2 separate regions of the Homo sapiens genome follow, and region 2 is linked to region 1. The links are chromatin loops, found by intact Hi-C in ENCODE. Cell type or tissue: ascending aorta. All regions are shown on one strand. Each heading gives the region's core, and the rest is flanking DNA. Links, peaks and the distances in the headings are about the cores only.

The links. Hi-C counts contacts between places; a loop is a spot of excess contacts. Peaks named below come from ENCODE experiments on the same cell type or tissue, not always from the same donor. Only the 100,000 strongest peaks of a DNase experiment are listed, where the experiment ranks them.
Region 2: a loop joins it to region 1, with 4 times the contacts of the local background. A loop is called at or near these places in 6 of 110 quality-filtered maps.

Annotation. Positions count from the first base shown.
Region 1 is chr7:159,090,140-159,096,812 of GRCh38, reverse strand. All of the region lies in intron 4 of VIPR2 (vasoactive intestinal peptide receptor 2), which reads left to right. Among named protein-coding and RNA genes, the nearest start is that of VIPR2, 51 kb to the left of the region's middle. RefSeq lists an enhancer at 1-1,184. In ascending aorta, for the core only: no CTCF peak of the experiment used is centred there; DNase peaks (open chromatin) are centred at 3,112, 3,182, 4,022 and 4,502; H3K4me3 peaks cover 1,487 bases; H3K27ac peaks cover 2,500 bases.
Region 2 is chr7:159,009,474-159,016,146 of GRCh38, reverse strand. All of the region lies in intron 1 of LINC00689 (long intergenic non-protein coding RNA 689), which reads right to left. Among named protein-coding and RNA genes, the nearest start is that of LINC00689, 4.5 kb to the right of the region's middle. RefSeq lists enhancers at 1-547, 308-837, 1,806-2,435. In ascending aorta, for the core only: no CTCF peak of the experiment used is centred there; a DNase peak (open chromatin) is centred at 3,256; H3K27ac peaks cover 2,500 bases.

The sequences.
Region 1 (6,673 bases), core at 2,637-5,136:
CCTGTGGCTGCTGCGGGGGCCACGAGACTGACCTCAGGCAGGGGCAGAAATCTGGCCACAGGCAGAAATCATTCAGCTGTCACCTGGCACAACCAGACAGGATTATGAGCACTTTTCTGCTGTTTAGTTTTAACCTGTGCATGTGATGCTTAATACTTTCCAAATAAATGGATGAGTCTTTTCAGGGCCAAAGGAGATACGGGACCAGGGAAGGAGGTTAAGAAGGAAATGCACAGATACGCTGGTGCCTGGGGATGGCGATTGGGTCTCCAAGTTCTTTAAGTTCTAAAGGAATCCGCTAGGGAAGATTCTCCTAATGGGAGGGAGATGAAGGTGAAGGAATTAGAGGTCCACATGATCAGGAAGGTGGAAGGATGGAGGAGCACACCAGGATGATGTGCAGCACAGGGCAGCGGACCTGTAGGAAACACAGCGGTGCGCCAGGCGCTTCTGGGCATGGAGCTGGCCGATGCCGGAGGAGGGGAGGTACGTGCCTGACCCAGGATGGACCATCCAAGGCAGCAGGGTCTGCACACCAGGCTCTGCATGAAGGAGTGTGTGGCCCCAGGCAGGGGTTGAAACTCTCCGGGCCTCGATGGATAGGAGGCCTGTCTTTGGGCTTGGGCAGCCTTGGGTGGGACCTCCGGCATTGTGCTCTGGGGAAGGGTCCAGCCTCCCTGCTGCTCCCCTTAAGGGGAGGTCTGTATGTGGGCGGCAGATGTTCAGCTTGGGCACCCAGCAGCTGGCTCTTGGGCTCCACAGGTGGGTGGGGCAGGGGCGCTGGTTCTGAGAAGGTGTGCGTCCTGCAGCTTGTTGCCAGGAGCCCCCGGGGAGCCTCCAGATCATACACCACACACCACACTGGCCCCTCCAGGACACACAGCACATGCTTCAGGACTCAGCATTTATGGTCCTCAGAAACAACTGTATTGAAGAAAGTGTGGAAACCCAAATTTCAGGGTTCTAGGGAGGTCTGTTAAAGACTTAAAAAAAAAAGAGAGAAGGAAGAGTTTTGAAGGGATTCACCTACTGCCTGTCAGGTCGGCACCAACTGTCATGTCGATGTGATTTGGAGCCTGGACAGGAGCAGGGGCTCGTGGAGACCACCGTGGGCTGGATAACGGCCAAGGGGGCAGAACAGCAGGGCCTTGAGTCTGGGGCTTCCGGTGACACTCCTGTTCTCCCTCTTAATAGTCCTTTTGCTCTATTTTCTGCTTTTTCAAAAATAAGAATATATTGGTTTTATATTTACAAAAATCAAATTTTAAGTACTAAAAAAACCACTTAAATTTATACGTGCTTTGCCTTTGAACCCCAGACTTTGTCAGTACAAAGAGGAAACTCAGTTGTCACATTCTCTCTGCTGTATCTTTCTTAGCAGCTGTTTTGAAGTTAGTTGCAAGAACAGGGCCAGGTTCCCCGACTGTGAGCCCTGTCACCGGCTGTGAGCATTTGCCCGGCCCTCACACTGGGTGTGTGCAGCACACAGTCACTTGCACACACGCCTTTTCACCCCTTAAATGTTAGGAATCCCCTAAAAGCAGGGCTGGTCTCTTAAATCTCTTCAGTAGTGTCATCAAATTTAGGAAATGTCCCATTTTCACTAATGCTGTCATATGATTTGCTGTCTCGGCTCCGATTTCATAGACTCCAGGCCAGGATAGTGCGCTGTGTGTGGTTGTGGTGGCTCCCCGGCTTTAATCTGGAACTCTCCCTAGCCCCTCTCCATCTTTGTGGCCGTGATGCCCTCAGAGACCTCAGCCCTCTCATTTCACGAAGTGGCTTTGCTGGGGTCTATCTGATGTCTCCTTGGGACTAGGTTCAGGAGATCTGCCAGGCACATGTTTTAAAGCAAAGTACAAATATTTGCTAGCAAAGCAAAGGCCCCCACTTCCTAGGTCAGTTGCCTTTTTTAATCCTAAACTCTGTGCATGAACTAGGTCTCAATGGGATAAAAAGCTCCAAATGTCTCTGTTTCTATACTTCAGAAATGTCATGTTTGGATTTTAAAAGAAAATAAGTTCTCCCTCTAACTTGGACATACCATAAAGGAAACACGTGGCTTAAAATAAGGTGTGTGGCACGGCATGGAGTCGCACTGATTACGGGCTGTCTGCCTCACAGCCGTGTACACGCAGGATCTTCGTCTTTAAAACGTCACCACCAGAGCCGGATGCCACCCTGCAAAGAAGCTGCAAAATCACACTGCAATTATCACCGCAGGCTCACTTGGGGTAACAGCAGTGCACACTCTTCTCTGGGAAACCAGCCCTTATTCAGAGGAGGAACAGGAGGCCACCCAAGGATGTCTCCGGTGCCTGTGCACGTGGCCACGACCTGGGCCTCCCAGCAGCTCTGGTTCCTGAGTGCCAGCCCTGGCTGACGGGTCAGGGGCTCCAAGGGCTCCTGAGGGCTGAGCTTAGCTAGTGGCTGATGTCAGAAGCAGCCATGGGCTCAACTTTCCTTGGGCCTTGGGCACTCTCTGGCCTGTGTCTAAATGATGTCCCCATTCCTCAGACAGCAAGATTTAAGGGGCAAGATTCCACGTGCTCATCAGAGACCCCGTGGCCTCTTCCTCTGCTGAGTCTGGAAGTGAAGCCACAGGTTTCACATCCCAGATGGCAGAGGCGAGGCCCTGGCTCCCATGGGGATGGAGCAGAGGGGAGGAGCCTCCCCTGTGGAGAATGAGACCAGGGCTGCAGTGAGAGACCATCCCCTCCTCTGCATCTCTCCTCTTGGGGCCTCTTAAATGATTTGGAAATCATTCCCCTAAAAATTGAGCCTTTCCTTGAGAGGTCAAGGCAGACTTTCCCATCACAGATGTGAGCCTGTTCCCCATCCTACCCTTCAGCTTCCTGCTCCCTTTCCATCACGCAGACATGACCACCAGCCCTGAAAGAGGGAGTCACGAGGGGCGCCCGTCAGCACTGGGCATGGGGTGGCCGCTGTCCAGGAGACTCAGGGACACTGCGGGGCCTCTCCCATGTCCGGACCCAGGGACGCTGCAGGGCCTCTCCCCTGTCCGGACCCAGGGACGCTGCGGGGTCTCCCATCTCCGGACCCAGGGACGCTGCGGGGTCTCCCATGTCCGGACCCAGGGACGCTGCGGGGTCTCCCATCTCCGAACCCAGGGACGCTGTGGGGTCTTCCATGTCTGGACCCAGGGACGCTGTGGGCACCTGCTTGTTGTGGGTGGAACAGCTCCTCGCTCCCATCTCGGATCCTGAGCCCAGCGCTGCTCTGCACTGACAGACTCCAGGGGAGTTTTCAGCCCAGGGAAGTGGTTATTTTTGTGAGAAATAAGACTATTTTTAAAAATCTCCCCTGAGTGAGTTGGAGAGGCTCCTCACTTCCGGCAGTGAGAGTGAGCTCCAGCCACACCCGCCAGCACCCTCGAAAGTAAGCGTGGAGCCGCGGTGCCTGCCCTGACTTCTACTAAAGGACGCTTCTTAAAACACGGTTGGTCTGAGTTTCCCATTTCCCTGAAGGATGACCTCTGAGAAGATGGACGAGACCAGCCTCCTGTGTTGACGTTTTCAGTCTCAACCTAAGGAAAAGTAAATGAGCACACAAAGTTCTCAAAGTCTACAGTGTTTTTAAAAATATAATGACGTTTACCTCTCACCTTCCTCCAGTAACTGCCAGTGTCTTGAGGAAATGTCTTCTGCCCCCACCAGCCCCCGCAGGACCACATCTCTCAGCTTGGGAGCAGCATCTCCGCTGCTAGACGGGTTCTCTGAGTGGACGGCACCAGTGCAGAAGTGGATGGCTTGTTCCACCTGCCTTGACTCCCCCAGGTCACCCACTCTCCCCGGAGAGGCTGCACACTCACATGCGTGTGTGGGTAACAACAGTCACAGCCTTGTTCCCAAGGCCTGAGTCTTGAGAGCAGAAGGGAGGCTGCTCTTGCTGGCAGCTCCACGCTGCTGCCCAGCACCAGGCCCATGAGACACCCAAGGCCCAGAACTCTGAGACACGGAGCCACAGTCCTTCCAAGCAGAAAGCCACGTTGCAAACACCGACCACCTCCCTCTGGCAGACACACAAATCTCTGAGAACAGCCGAACCCGGGAGGCGGAGCTTGCAGCGAGCCAAGATTGCACCACTGCACTCCAGCCTGGGCAACACAGCGAGACTCAGTCTCAAAAAAAAAAAAAAAAAAGAAAAGAAAAGAAAACAGCCTCCTGCCAAAAAGCATCCCGAAATTGCCCATGGAAGGAGGTTATTTTGGTGATCTGGTTCAAGTTATTTTGATGCCAGAGGCTGTACAATTTGGAATGAGTCAAGACTCTTCAGTTTAAAATGGGAAAGGAAATGAATATTTGAAGATAAATATCTCAAAGGGCAGTGCCAGACCAGAACCCAGAACCCCTCCTCACCCTGTCATCTTGAGGAGAAAATCCCAGAGGAGAGGATAAATGGGGTACTCAGGTCGCTGTCCCCTCCTCCTGACCTCAGATTAGAACATGGTGGCTGGGCCCATCTGGAGGGGACAGGGTAAGACCCGCTCCTGTCACACCTGGTGCTCTCGGCTTCATGAGTGTCAGATTCGCCAATTTCGCTCTGGGCCCCAGCCGTCCATTGCTGTGTCCTTTTGCTTAAAACAGGCTCAGCCTGCAGAGTCCACAGCTCAGGCGGAGGTGGGCAGTCTGTGCAGGTGGGAAGCCCTCACGTCAGCCTCTGACTCTGTCTTCACAGGAAAGCCCTGGGAGGTTCTCACCTCCGTTTTCTGAGGGACTAACCGCTGCCCAGGAGTTCAGCGGCATAATCTTGGCTCACTGCAACCTCCGCCTCCCAGGTTCAAGCGATTCTCGTGCCTCAGCCTCCAGAGTAGCTGGGACTACAGACGTGCGCCACCAGCCTGGCCAATTTTTGTATTTTTAGTAGAGACTCCTGGCCTCAGGCGATCTGCCCGCCTCAGCCTCCCAAAGTGTTGGGATTACAGGCATGAGCCCCTGCCCCTGGCCCAGGTGGCTTTTCTAACTGCGGTTGCTCAGGCCCGTGGAAGGAGGACAGGTCCAGGCCCAGCTGACTAGGAAGCAGCCTTCAGGGCCAGGCAGGCTCCCAGCCGCAGCTCTGAGTATTCCAGCCTCCTCCTGTGGCACCGACCAGTGCTCGCGTCCCGGGAACCACAGGAGGAGGCCAGGCAGGTCTCATGGCCCCTCGTTCCCCCACTGCTATTGCTGATGGGGGAACCGGACTGTGTGAGGAGTGACGTGCAGGGCGGGGCTTTCCCTGGGCCCCCTGCGAGGCAGGCATGTGCAAAGCAGGCAAGGAGGGCTGCAGTTGTGGGATTACACAACCTTTCACATCCCTTCCGTTATAAAAATTCCTTTCATCATCATATCACACCAAATAGCATAAATTATTGAGCGTTCACAGAGCACCTGGCACCATGCTGAACTCTGCATGGACTAGCTCATTCAGTCCCCCAGCCATCCATGGGATAAGGCGCTGCATGACCACACTTTACCATACAGGGACACGGCTCAGAAGGGGCAGCCGCAGACTCATCCATGAGCAGGGGATTCCCACGAGCAGTCGAGACATCAGCGCTTATCTTCTGCTTCATGCGCAAAGCCCTCTATTAACCTCACTTGTGTTGCTCCAGTTCCGTAAACCACAATTCGATGCTTCTACGGAGCTCCTGGGGCAAAGTAGGTTCCCAAGGAATCCAGGCTTTACCGGTTTGGTAAAATGGTCACAGGAAGTGGCCTCTGTGTGTGATCACAGCGTGTCTGTGCTGAGGTCACCAGAGATTGTGATGGTCACAAGAGGTGGCCCCTGTGCGTGGTCCCAGCGTGTCTGTGCTGAGGTCACCGGGGATTGCAATGGTCGCAGGAGGTGGCCCCTGTGCGTGATCCCAGCGTGTCTGTGCTGAGGTCACCGGGGATTGTGATAGTCACAATAGGTGGCCCCTGTGCGTGATCCCAGTGTGTCTCTGCTGAGGTCACCGGGGATTGTGATGGTCACAAGAGGTGGCCCCTGTGCGTGGGTCCCAGCGTGTCTGTGCCGAGGTCACTGGGGATTGCAGTGGTCGCAGGAGGTGGCCCCTGTGCGTGGTCCCAGCATGTCTGTGCTGAGGTCACTGGGGATTGTGATAGTCACAAGAGGTGGCCCCTGTGCGTGATCCCAGTGTGTCTCTGCTGAGGGCACTGGGGATTGTGATGGTCATAAGAGGTGGCCTCTGTGTGTGGTCCCAGCGTGTCTGTGCTGAGGTCACCGGGGATTGTGATGGTCACAAGAGGTGGCCCCTGTGCGTGGTCCCAGCGTGTCTGTGCTGAGGTCACCGGGGATTGCAATGGTCGCAGGAGGTGGCCCCTGTGCGTGATCCCAGCGTGTCTGTGCTGAGGTCACCGGGGATTGTGATAGTCACAATAGGTGGCCCCTGTGCGTGATCCCAGTGTGTCTCTGCTGAGGTCACCGGGGATTGTGATGGTCACAAGAGGTGGCCCCTGTGCGTGGGTCCCAGCGTGTCTGTGCCGAGGTCACTGGGGATTGCAGTGGTCGCAGGAGGTGGCCCCTGTGCGTGGTCCCAGCATGTCTGTGCTGAGGTCACTGGGGATTGTGATAGTCACAAGAGGTGGCCCCTGTGCGTGATCCCAGTGTGTCTCTGCTGAGGGCACTGGGGATTGTGATGGTCATAAGAGGTGGCCCCTGTGTGTGGTCCCAG
Region 2 (6,673 bases), core at 2,034-4,533, 80 kb after region 1:
AGAGAAACAAAAATCTCTGGACTCACTCCCCTGGCTGCTGACTTGGGCTGCCCGTAACCTTCTTGCTTATCAGGTTGTTCATTTACAGGCGAGCTGGCTTCCCCTTGAAGGAACTCTTTGCAGGGGGCTGGAGGACTGCAGGCCTCTAACAAGGGAGTCCCTGCTCCCTCTCAAAATGAACCCTTGATCCTTGGAGGGACTGTGAACTTTAACGTCCACACTCCGCAGGCCTTGAGGTGTCTGGGGACAGCCCCCCTTCCCACCGCCCGGGGGCGGCCCCTCCTCCGCACCCTGGGCAGAAAGAACGCGATGCCGTCATCCTCAACACGTGGCTCGGGCAACGGTTGAAATGGAGAGTTTTCAAGAATTATTTTTAATAAAATAAACCCTGAGGTCAGAGACTGGTCATGTCAGGCCCCGGGGCAGAGACTGTTTACAGTCTTTGGTGCCTAAAGAAAGGTCAGAGAAATTCCAGGGCTGCCCTCCCTCCACAGGAGGTCAAGTTTCATCACCAAGGAGGCCCCTTCTGCAGCCTGTGGGCTCTTTAAAGACCACACCCCTGCCTGTGCCTGCGTCAGAGCCCAGGTTCCCCGCTCTGCCCCCACCAGCTACTGCCCTTGGGCCTGGCACTCTCCCCAGGAACGCCTGTGAACAGCACTGTCAGCTCATCTCCCTGGGCTTCTAGTCAGAAAGGCTGGTGTGCAGAGGCTCACAGGCCACCTGTGCTATTTAAACATCGCAGTCAACTCCCCTTTGCCTGTTCCTATAGAAAACAAGGTCTAACAGTCATCTCCTTCCTCTAAAATAAGCAAAGTGACATTGCAGACCGTGTATACTACCTATTCTGTGTATGCGCACGTGAGCATGGCTGGTCACCGAGGCACAAAGCGTTTAAGAAGGCCCTGCTCAGGCCCAGCTCATACTTGGGTCAGAGCTGGGGACCCTTTCATAGCAGCCCCCTGCCAGGAAGTGCCAGCCAACTAGTGGCCAGATTTCTGAGTCTCACAGACATAAAAAGTCTGAAAGGGTTGCCTGTTGTTTCATTTTGGCCAGTAAAGTCTCAAAATAGGAATGGCCAGCTTTTATCAACAATATTTCAAAAGGATTTTTTTTTAAAGGACTCTCTGTTGAAAACATTTCTGTTTAGAGCTGGAGAGTCTCTTGTCTAGAATTATCTCATCCCCTGAGAATAAGAAGCAGCATCTGGCGGAAACCCCAGACCCCGCCAAGAGTCTGCCGTGCCCACCACAGTCGTGGCACAGCGTGTGCACCAAGGGCCTGCCAGGCCCACCGCAGGCATGGCACGGCATGTGCACTTTTTTCCAGGTGCCTGAAGCCCTCTGAGCACACGAGAGGGACAAGGCTGTCAACTCTGGGCCACACTCAATCAGCTCACCCTCCCACAGCCCACGTACAGGGAGCTGGCCCAGTTTGGGTGGCCAGACCTGTCTCATCTCTGGATCCACCCTGGCCCCGGTCAATTATGTTCTAGAGTGTGGGGGCATTCATGGATTTATAGATGTGTAGAAATGATCAGTTCTGACCCCGAGCCTCCGTTCACACAAACCCCCAAGCGCAAAGCTCCCGGCAGAAGTGCGACAGGGGCTCTCCAGGCCCACAGCCGCCTTTGTGTCCACACATGACATCACTTCACTGTGGGTGTCCTGAGGAACACAGCGTCCTTGGAGGGTTCCCTGAGGTTGGCGTGACCACAAAGGACAGCTTACTAGCAAGGAGCTGCCCTCACCCCCAGAAACGGTCACAATAACTCACAAATTATAAACACCTGAAAATCCACCAGATCAGCCGTTCCAGAGCCCAGCATTAGGAGGATTTGGCTGGGAGAAAGCATGGAGGCTGTCATGGCTGGCATGGGAGGGGGCGCCGGGGACACAGGCCAGGGAGAAGTCCCGTCCCCAAGGCTGCCTCCCACACGGGCGAAGCCAGCACCTGCCCATGCCCTCTGGCCTCTACAGCCTTGCAGGGCCACAGAAGGGCCCAGCTGCTCACCTCCACAGCTCCTCCTTCCCAAGATACTTCCCACATATGATGTGACTCTGACCTCGGTCTCCCAAGGAGTCCCATGCATTCATCTGAGCAGGGCATGGGGAGGCAGCTGGCCGTGCTGAGCAGGAGGGTGTGTGGTGCCAGGGCCCAGGACAGGTCCGAGGTCTGCAGTGCCTGGGCAGGGCCTGAACAGAACATCTCCTATGGCCACTGCATGTCCGCCTCCCCCCACACCAGGTTTGCCCACTGAGGCCAGTGCCCTGGACACCAGCCAAGGGCCCTGCCATGCCCATGACTTGTGCAGACCCAAAAGAGGGACAAGGCCGAGATGATTTAATGGCCCAGGGGAGCCTGGAGACCTCATCTCCAGAAATTTTACCATAATGTTGCTTGAAAAATGCCAAAATAATACGTTTTAAGTCATTTCAAATCAGAACATAAAAAGCAAATGCAAAGATACAGAAGTGCACAAGCCCCTTTGACCCCAATGCGACCTCGACCCCAACCCCGACCTTGACCCTGACCCCAACCTTGACCCCCCGACCCAACCTCAACCCTGACCCTGACCCAACCCGACCCAATCCCCATCTTGACCCTGACCCCAACCTTGACCCCCAACCCGACCTCAACCTCAACCCTGACCCCAACCCAACCCAGACCCCATCCCAACCTTGACCCTGACCCCAACCTTGACTCCCAACCCGACCTCAACCTCAACCCTGACCCCAACCTGACCCCAACCCAATCCTGACCTTGACCCTGACCCCAAACTTGACCCCAACCCAACCTCAACCTCAACCCTGACTCCAACCCGACCCGACCCAGACCCAACCCCGACCTGACCTCAACCGTGACCCCAACCCTGACCCCGACCCCGACCTCGACCTCAATCCCAATCTGACCCTGACCCCAGCCCCGACCCTGACCTCGTCCCTGACCCGGGGAAGGGTGAGGCCGTTGCCCTCCTCCCAGCAGAGCCTGGGGCCCCCAACGGCAGCATCCTCCAAATGCTCCTGGGGATTAGGCAGGTCCTGCCATCATGAGGATTTGCTAAAACCCAGCCAGTGCCTTTCAGAAGCAGCCTCACAGAAACTGCAGGAAAGAGCCCATTCCTCGCCTTCTGCCATGAGCCCTCTGTGGTTTTAAGCATGGGAGAATTTGGAGAACAATGGTGAAAGGGAGTTACGTGGGGCTATGTTCTCTAAAGAAGTCCCTGGCTGCTGCCACCTTGCACTTGTGACCGATGCTGGGGCCAACAGGAAATGCCAGTGCCTGGAGCCCCAGCGGGGCCGGGCGCTCATCCAGACGTGCTGCAGATGAACTTGGCCCTTCCTCATTAAACTTCACTGTGTGGAACATAAACCTCGTGAATTTTGATTCTCTACTAATTTGGAAATGGGTACTACATAGACGGGCTTGGCTGAAGTTTGTCTTTGAGTTAAAGAAAAGTTTGTTTAAAAAATAAGCAGCATCAATAAAACTGCAAGAGTAAACCTCTTAACAATATCACTTGTGGAGGATAAGGCTAATATTTACTTTAAGATCTGACCATTTTGCTGAGTAACAGCTGTGTTCCAGGGATAAAATGTGGCCTGTGGTATGGTCTAGTGTGTGTCACTGGTACTGACGGAGTTCTGACAAGACTTGTCAGATGTAACTTATGTGACCTGCTAATCAGAAATCTTTTCGATATCATATTGAGGATATGCCCCAAGAATCACATTAATGGATCAATTTGAATTTCCACATGAGACCGAATGTAATGGAAGCACATTACCTAAGAAACTGTAAACGCAGACTTCCCTTTATTTTGCACTAGACTCCTTTCTAAGTAGTAGCAATGGTGATGTTTTTCATGCAAGCAAACACACCACAGCTTGCTGATAGTAATGAACAATGGGCATAATTTCCAGAGCCAGAGGCGCTCCCAACACATACATATAAATCTTAACTTAATTATGATACTAAAGAAAGTGAATTACAAAAGAGATAGCTAGAGATGTTTTTGAAGATGTTTCTTATTTTAACCAAGCTTGAGTTTCTTGGGGCAGAGAAAGAGATTGACGATGCTCAGAGATCTTGCTCATTGTGACAAATCAGGGACGCTGGACACAGGCAGCGCGTTCTGGCCACTATCCTTTCAAAACAGAGCTTCAAGAACAACCTTCTGCATTACAGATCCTCTGCCTCTTATCTTTGACTGAATACCAGATCTCATAGGGGACACAAGACAATTTTAAAAAGGAGCCATGTTCTAAACCATTTCACAGGCAGCTTCCTCCTTTGAAGACTCTGCATTTGACTTCCTGACACTGCATCTGCCCGGTCTCTAACAGCTTTTGTGTCACTCACATTGTGTTCTCCTCCACTAAGGAGTCTTCTCCTGGCTCAGGAGCTGTGTGGGCAAAGGTGGTGCACTGTGGGTGCTGAGCGCCTCCTCTCCTGCATTGTTCTTGCCCTGGGGGTGGTCGACCACTTTCCTCCCAGGCCATGCAGGGTTAATCCTCATCTCCTTCCCCTGCTCTGTGGTCCTGGCTCTTCCCGCCTCTGTGCCCAGCCAGCAGCACTGACCAGCAGCCTCTGCATCTGCCCTGTTGGGATTGATCGCCCTGACCTGGCTGTGGGCCTCTAAGCACATTCCAAAGGCCTAGGCCGTTCCTTCCTCCTCCTCCTGCAGAGCTGCCAAGCAAGCCTCACAGCAAACCCCTGTCCACTTCCTAAACACGCATTTGTAACAACAGACACTCTTGGGTCCCACCTCTCTTTGATGTGACCTTTTACATCCCTGCGGCCACCTTGTGATTTCTCCTGTGTCTTGACTGAGCTGATGCCCGTCTTTCACAGCCTGTGTGCAATTCTATCTCCTAAATACGTAACCCCTTCTCTGCCTCTTCCACACAGTGCCCTCCACACCCAGAATGCCCTCCTACGCCTCCCCTGCATTTCAGCCAACGCTCCTCTCCTCAAGGAAGCTTTTCCTAACCACCAACTGTGAACATTCCAGTCATCTGGGCTCGGCAGAGGTCTGCTTATGCATCCCTTTCCTGATTTGCCTCTCGCTGCGGTCAAACTGACAACCTCCACTCATCTTTTGCTCTTTTTGTGGGACTAGGTTATTAGACCTTCATGTGGGACCTGGGCCAGGAGTGCTGAGTGTTCAGGGAGAAAGCTTTCCAGCCACAGAAGTCCGTCTTGTTGGGCAGATATGGGAAAAGTTAAATACCAAGTCAAGAAATAAGCAGTATTTTTGTCATCTTTGCTGACACACAGATTGTCTTATTCATTTAATATTTTTTATTCCTGTGCATTAGGCACAGTCCTGGGTGTGGGAGAAACAACAGGAACCCAACCAGACAACGGTCCCACTCTCTGTAGTGGGTGGTAAGAGACATAATTGAGTGTGAGACACGGTCACGCGCCAAGGAAAACAAGAGGACCCAGGGAAGAGACGTGGGTGTTGGGGGCGCAACTACAGGCATGGCGTCAGGGCTGGGGGTTGGGGGCCAGTGGAGGGGGAAGGGGCCAAAAGCGTGGCAGGCGGGTGCAGGCATCTAGGGCCACAGCCTCCACTCCCCACTGTGCGGTGCAGGGCAGGGGTGTGAAGTGACCTGGCTCGTGGCACTCATCATCCCAGTGCTGTCCTGAGGACGGGGAAGAGCTGAAGCAGGCAGTCGGGTGCAACCCCAATAATCCAGTGAGAAACTGTGGCATTGGTAGTGGGCGCAGCGAGATTTGATCAGAGTTTGGATGTAAAAGTGACCTAAGACTTTGTTAATTAAAGTTTTCATGTAGAGTACAGATAACACAGTTGTAAATTTGGAGGACAGGAATCACTGAGCTGGTGGATAAGACAGCCTCATGGTAAGAAGCAAAGGAGAAGTCAGTCTCCGAGAAGGCGTAAGTGCAGTCAGGCGAGGGAAGCAGGAGGCCTCCCGGGAACCTGGCTGGCTCACTGTCCCAAACATGTTAGCTTCGTGCTGTGAGGACGCTTGCAACAACCACATCAGCGGGCATCCACAATGGTGTGGGATAGGAACCCCACTCTCGCAAATGGGGGGCATCCGCAACAGTGTGGGATAGGAACCCCGCTCCCGCAAAGCGGGGGCATCCGCCATGGTGTGGGATAGGAACCCCGCTCCCGCAAAGGATAATTCACGGAACTGGGGAAGTTTCGACAGGAAAGAAAAGATCTTCCTGTGTTTTCAGGAGAGAGAATGAGAAGCAGCCCATATTAACTATTCAAGTATGTTGAAAAGTTGTTACTAGGAAAAGATTATTATTGTCCTTGTCCTGTAACCAGAGGAAGAATTAGGACCTGTGGATACAAACCGCAGGGAGAGAGGTTTCAGTGTGGAAAATAGAAGCTGTTTCTTGCAATTAGAGCTGAACAAAAATAAATGGGCTGCTCAAGAAGAAGTGAGCTCTCCATCATTGGAGGTGCCAAAACTAGGTGGCAGAGGCAGGTGCAATGCTGCATTAGCCCAGAAGGCCAAGCATCCACGTATCACACGGAAGACCCAGATCATCTCAAGAATTCATCCTGTCCATGATTTCGTAAAACAGGGTCATCTCAACCCCACTGCCAATTCATGTGACCCATCCACTTGGTGGCACCTCTGTAACCACCCAAGTCTTCACACAGAGCCCTTGATATTGTGAGCCTACA